2 separate regions of the Homo sapiens genome follow, and region 1 is linked to region 2. A link is a contact called in ENCODE Hi-C or POLR2A ChIA-PET data. All regions are on one chromosome and are shown on one strand. Each heading gives the region's core, a stretch centred on a gene start or an enhancer-like site at or near the end of the contact. The rest is flanking DNA. Distances are from core to core; before and after follow the strand shown.

The links. Hi-C counts contacts between places; a loop is a spot of excess contacts on that map. ChIA-PET counts read pairs that join two places held with the same protein, here RNA polymerase II (POLR2A). Pooled maps may share reads with other maps.
Region 1: a map of CD8-positive, alpha-beta T cell shows a loop between it and region 2 (4-fold over the local background). The contact joins the enhancer-like site here to the promoter of KHDC1 in region 2. A Hi-C loop is called at or near these places in 1 of 168 maps with a recorded cell type or tissue (CD8-positive, alpha-beta T cell) and 6 of 50 pooled maps. POLR2A ChIA-PET finds 5 or more read pairs at or near these places in 2 of 52 experiments (GM10248 and activated CD4-positive, alpha-beta T cell).

What each region holds. Positions count from the first base shown.
Region 1 is chr6:73,579,226-73,582,644 of GRCh38, reverse strand. No RefSeq gene overlaps it. Among named protein-coding and RNA genes, the nearest start is that of EEF1A1-AS1, 57 kb to the right of the region's middle. RefSeq lists enhancers at 361-1,203, 1,204-2,047, 1,813-2,142, 1,533-2,732, 2,048-2,891. Within about 2 kb of position 2,169, at least 39 of the 41 ENCODE cell types and tissues checked have a DNase peak (open chromatin) inside an H3K27ac peak, as active enhancers do; they include CD8-positive, alpha-beta T cell, where a contact is called at or near this core.
Region 2 is chr6:73,261,699-73,264,759 of GRCh38, reverse strand. KHDC1 (KH domain containing 1) reads left to right here and starts at 1,564. Exons shown (of 4, transcript NM_030568.5): 1 at 1,564-1,986. All of the region lies in intron 2 of LOC122539213 (KHDC1-KHDC1L), which reads left to right. It also overlaps the pseudogene KHDC1-AS1. RefSeq lists a silencer at 1,451-1,720.

The DNA.
Region 1 (3,419 bases), core at 920-3,419, 320 kb before region 2:
GGGCTCAGCTACTCAGGAGGCTGTAGAGGGAAGATTACTTGAGCCTAGGAAACATAGCAAGACCCCATCTCTTTTTTAAAAAAGTGTACAATTTAGTGATTTTTTAGTATATTCAGGGTTGTGCAACTATTAAATGTCTAATTACAGAACACGTCATCACCCTGTAAAGAAACCTCATATCCATTCACAGTCACTCTTCATTCCCTCTCTTTTCCCAGTACCAGTCAACCACTAACCTACTTTCCGTCTCTACAGATATGACTATTCTGGACATTTCTTATAGAATATGTGATCTGTTATGACTGGCTTATTTCTCTTAGCCTGTTTTCTAGGTTCATCCTCTGGTAGCATGTATCTGTATTTCATTCCTTTTTTATTGCCAAATAATATTCCATTGAATGGATATATTATTATTTATTTGTTTTTTCATTAGTTGATGTTTCTATTTTTTGGCAGTTATGAATAACACTGCTAGAACATTCACGTACAGGTGTTTTATTCTTTTTTTTTTTTTTTTTTTTTTTGAGACAGGGTCTCACTCTGTTGCCCAGACTGGAGTGCAGTGGTGTGATCTTGACTCATTGCAGCCTCCACCTCCTGGGTTCAAGTGATTCTCGTACTTCAGCCTCCTGAGTAGCTGGGACTACAGGCACATGCCACCATGCCTGGCTAATTTTTGTATTTTTAGTAGAGACGGGGTTTTGCCATGTTGGCCAAGCTGGTCTCAAACTCCTGGGCTCAGGTGATCCACCTGCCTCAGCCTCTCAAAGTGCTCAGATTACAGGCATAAGCCACCACACCCAGACTAGTTGATTTTAGTATATGGTAAGAAATAGGGGTCTATTTGCTTTTTTTTTTTTTCCTGCTGCTGTGTGAGGAGCAGGGCTAACTCATAGGCAGTGTGTCCAGAGACGGTGAGGGGTCTAGTTTCATTCTTCTGCATATGGATATCGAGTTTTCCCAGCATCATTTATTGAAGGAGGCATCCTTTTCCTGGTGTATGTCCACGGTGCCTTTATAAAAAAATGTTGGCTGTAAATGCATGGATTTATTTCTGGGTTCTCTATTCTGTTCCATTGGTCGGTGTCTGTTTTTATACCAATACCATGCTGTTTCAGTTACTATCACTTTGTAGTATATTTTGAATCAGGTAGTGTAATACCTCCAGCTTTGTTCATTTTGCTCAGTATAGCTTTGGCTAGTTGGGGTCTTTATGGTTCCATATTAATTTTAGGGATTTTTTTTCTATTTCTGTGAAGAATGTCATTGGTATTTTTATAGCAATTGCATTGCTATAGATTGCTTTGGGTCATTAAAAATAATAATAACAATCAGAAAAAGAATGCATTGTAAAAAACAAATACAAAAACTCAAGGTCAGCCCCAAAACTTCCGCCTGACTTTAGAACCCCAAATCTAGGGTTTCTGGCTCTTGGGCTTCAGGCTGGAGTGACCCTCCCCAATCCACCCTCAAACTTTACACCTCAGACTGGATGATAAGGTGGCTTCTGTGGCCTACAAAGTGGCCCTTGTTGATATTCATGTCAGCCCACTGGCCATGCCAAATGACCCATATTTACTTGCCAATAAAAACACCAAAAAACAAAACACTGACACTCCTGAAGGATGCCATTCAGCTCACTACTTTCTCCACTCTCTTATCCCAGTGTCAATGTCCATAACTTTCACCATAAGGACTTTGTATTTTAAAAAATACGTTTTAAAGAACCGATTGTTACAGCATAAACACACACGCACACGCACACACACACACACACACACACACCCTGTCTTCAGAAGCTTGGAATACATTACAGATTCACTGCCCTAAAAACCACTCACAGCAGGGATCGTTTTACCCCGGACACCAAAGAAATCCTCCAGATTTGAGCCACTCGGTGGCGAAACACGGACTGTGGGTATTTCCCAGTAGGGTGGGGTGCAGCAAATATTTATAGCTCTCAGGAAACTTGTGTTTGACTCATATTTTAGCTGATTCGTGAATAAGAACTATCAAAGGCTAGATTTTTTTTTCTTTCTTTTTGGTTTAAGGAAAGAAGATGACTAGTGGAGCAACTATTTCTGCGTGACTGCAGAGAGAAAACACAAAGAAAGGAATTTAGAATGACTCAGCCCGGGCGGCGCAGCGGGTGAGGGCCTCGCGAACAATGGAAAGTCACACTGGGGCCTCAGAACCCGGGTCTACACCCTCAGCGTCAGAGGCTGCTGACCGCTGGGGGCAGCAGGGACACTAGGCAAAAAGTGACTTTCTTGTCCCTCATTTCTTGCTTTTTAGCCTAAAATGCAGAACTAGCTCTTAAGATTGAAATATAATTATGATAATTTTGTAAAACTCACAGGAGCTCTGGGACATAAAAGCAAAGGTCCGGGGCCTCATTCCCAGAGGCCAGGGTCATTTGGGCAGCAAATAACAAATGCCAGGAATCCACACATCAACTCGCCTGGGCTGGGGATGGGGGTGGGGGTGGGTAGGACTCTGAGCACGTTTTTTTAACTCACCAGAAAACTTTCTAGAAAAAAAAAAAAAAAGCCCAAGGGCGCCACATGGCTAGCCTTTGCTTCCAGGCCAAGGGTAAAAGTCTTTGCTGTACCTCCAAGAGGCCAGCTTGGACCTCACAGGATAATGAATTTGCCCTTTCTGGCAGGAACAGGAACTCAGAAAAGAAATTGGCCAGAGGCCTGGTGGTTAGGAGATTGTTTCTGAAAAAATGCAATCATCTAATAGAGAATCTGTTGAGCTTAGGGTTTCTTGTGTGGGACTCAGTTACTCTCGAGGAATGTAGCAGCTGCAGCCAACATTTAAAAATCAATAGAATATATAGAATACCCTGTTTTTTTGTTGTTTGTATGTTTGCCAGTGCATGGTATAGATGTCCAGGCTGCGCCCTAAATATCTCCCAGAGGCCCTTCCAGTATCCCCAGGGAGACCAGGTCCACACCCACCCCAAGGCTGGGGCACAGCCCACATGGTTTCTGCAGGTTGCACCCAGGCTCTGCATGTCAAGTGGCACAAGATCTGGAGCACATGCCCTGCTGGGGAAGGGAGGCACCGCCTCTGGCAAATCCCCCCAGCCGGTGCCTCTCCTCCCTATTGTCCTGGCCACTCTGTGCCCTGTCCAGGACAGCTTCCTGCCAGCCCCACAGCCCAGGATGCCATCCAAATTGACAAGTTGCCCTCTAAATCTTCCTTCCTGCCAGGTGCAGTGGCTCACGCCTGTAATCCTAAACTTTAGGATGCCAAGGTGGGTGGATCATGAGGTCAAGAGATCAAGACCATCCTGGCCAAGATGGTGAAACCCCATCTCTACTAAGAATTCCAAAATTAGCCAGGCGTGGTGGCAGTCACCTTTAATCCCAGCTACTGGGGAGGCTGAGGCAGAAGAATTGCTTGAACCCGGA
Region 2 (3,061 bases), core at 315-2,814:
CTCTTCTCCCTGCCTTGGCCCTGGCTGGTCCTGGTTCCACTCTGGCTCATTTGCTTCCACACCTGGCCTATGATACCACATGACTAATTCCTTCCTGTGTGCCTCTGGCCCAGGCTTGCCAAAGGAATGCACTCAGAGCAGCTCTACCTATTCCTGTCCATCAGTTGCTGGTTGCGCACTGGCACTGCACATACCTGCTCCACAGAATCTTAAACCTTCAGGACTCTACCTGCTCACAGGTCCTGGGTTCCTACAGGCGTTCTTCATCAAGGGTGGGGCCACAGCTTTGCCCCAAGAGGGCAACCTGCCTCCTTGTTCCTGTACTGGCTTGAGACTCCTAGGCTGTGTCTGAACTAGCTGATAGGCCAGAAGCTTTAGGATGAAAAGAATACTGGAGGAGTCCTCAAAGTTAGAACTTTTATTGGTGTCTGTGTCCCCTCACTCATCTTAGCTATCTTGACCCTTCCCTACTTACCTTAATGATTTCGTGATTTCAATGAAAAAGACGCAACCTAGATAAGATTGCAAGGTCCCATACCTTCCTGGGGGCAGAGTTGACCTCAGACAGGGTCTTGCTTTGTTGCCCAGGCTGGAATGCAGTGGCGTGATCTCAGCTCACAGCAGCCTCAAACTCTCGGGCTCAAGCAATCCTCCCACCTCAGCTTCCCATATAGCTTGGGCTACAGGCGTGCACCACCATGCCCAGCTGATTTTTAAATTTTTTGTAGAGACAAGTTCTCCCTCTGTTGCCCCAGCTGGTTTCGAACTCCTGGGCTCAAGCGATCCTTGCTCTTTGGCCTCCCAAAGTGTTGGGATTACAGGTGTGAGCCACTGTGCCCAGCCCGACCTTTTGTTAATACTCCCATCTAATTGTCCAAACGGACTTGAACAAAAGAATCTTCTTCCCAATACTGCCAGGGAGGGCAAAATTCTTCAAATTCATGTTTGAGGCCATAAACGAACAGGAGTAAAATGGAATCCGCAGGAAGCAATGACAAGAAACCCAAAAACATTCATTTCCCTCCAGCCCAAGTGGCAGATGGGATCTCAAATACACCACGGTGTGATGCGTGACAGGAGGCATCCACTGGGGATGTGGAGCATTTTAAGTGCCCTGCAGAGGGTGGGCCTGGGTCACCCCCCCCCCCACCGCGACACCCCTCCCCAGGCAACATTCCTGGGGAGTCTGGACCTCCCTTGGTGGACCGACACCCGAGGGTCTCTAGGGTTTTTCACCCCATATCGGGGTGAACTGAAGGCATGGGAAGAGGCAGCCCCACAGCCTGGGTCCCCAAAACCCCCTCCGGGCTGAGAGCAAGAGATGCCGCCTGGAGGCCACTCACCAAGCAGCTCCGCTGGCTCAGCAATGGGGGTCGTCCGGGTCTGGGTCATTGCCACTGGCTCGTCCCTCCTCCCACCCTTGCTTCCTGGACTCAAGAGCTGCTGGGCTCTCTGCGCGCCGGCAGTGGGCTCCGCAGGCTGTCTCCTACACAGAGCAGGCGGGAGGAGGGCTCTGGGTTGCTTCCCGCGCCGCAGCCGCGCGCTTCCGGCGGGGTCGCCGCCACTTCCGCTCGAGCGCGCCTCGCGCGGCCGCGGCGCGAGCCGGGACCCCTGGAAGGGTCGGGTGCGCGGCCCAGGAGGTACCGCTGTCTCCTCACAATCGGCCAGGCCTGCAGCCGCTGCCGCCGCTGCCGCCGCCGCCGCCGCCGCCGCCGCCGCCCTACTCAGGGAGTGGCCCAGGCCTGCGGCGCGCCACCCTCACCTCCTTCATTCCTACCGTCAAAGCCCAGCCTTGGCTACCTGACCCCCCTGTGGTCTCGAACTCGGTTAGTCCGGTGAAGGGACAGAGAAGCCTGGGTTCCCGGCGGCATCACTGAGATGCTCAGTCCTGAATTCTGCCCTCCATTAGGATTATCTGCTTTGTGGGATAATTTCCTCATTGGTTGAGTCAGTGAGTTGCGTGTCTGCAAGAGAGCATCCTATCTGGTGGGTCTTCATCTAGATCTTGCACATTTCTTACTAAGTTCATCCTAAGAATATCTTACAGATAAGGAAAGTGAGCTGCAAAGAAGTGTAAAAACAGGGGAAACAGGAGATAGCAGTATAAAGAGAAAAATTAAAACAGATCGTGTGACTTTCCTCTATTGTTAATTGATTTGGGGACATTTTAAACTTATAGAAAGAAAAGAAACACGGGTTTTGTTGACACATCTCAAAACAAAATGGGTGTAACACCTTTAAAATGTAAACTATTGTGCTGGATATGTTTGTATTATTTTGAAGTCATTTAAAGTAATCGCATGAGGTGTTGCCTGCTGTTGGACCAGTAGTTTCTTTTTAGTATTCAAGCAAAGGCATAGTGAGGAAATAGTAAGAAAAAAAGAAGGAATGCTGTAACAGGAAACAAGGGAAAGGAGGAGCAGAGGAAAAGGGCAGGAAAGGTTTAACATTTACGTAGCACTTGCTATGCACCAGACACTTTTAAGCTCTTTAAATGTATTAACTCCTCTAGTTCTCACCACAGCCCTATGAAATGGGTATACTATTATCACCTCTGGTTTACAAAGAAGGCAAGTGAGGTCAAGAGAGGTTAAGCAACTGGCCCAAGGTTACACCGTAAGTGGCAAAACCTTTGCTTGAGCACATCAATTTGGCCCTAGAGTCTATGCTTTTTTTTTTTTGAGAAGGGCCTCTTTCCTGCTGCCTAGGCTGGAGGGCTGTGGCACCATCATGGCTCACTGCAGCTCCAACCTGCCGGGCTCAATGAATTCTCTCACCTCAGCCTCCTGAGTAGCTGAGACCGCAGGCACATACCACCTTGCCCAGCTAGGCTTTTTTTTTTTTTTTTGAGATGGAGTCTTGCTCTGTCACCCAGGCTGGAGTGCAGTGGTGCGATCTTGGCTCACTGCAACCTCTATCTCCCGGGTTCAAGTGATTCTCCTGCCTCAGCCTCCCGAGTAGCTGGGATTACAGGTGCCTGCCACCATGCCCAGCTAATTTTTGTATTTTTAGCAGAGACGGGGTTTCACCACCTTGGCCAGGCTGGTTTCAAACTCCTGAC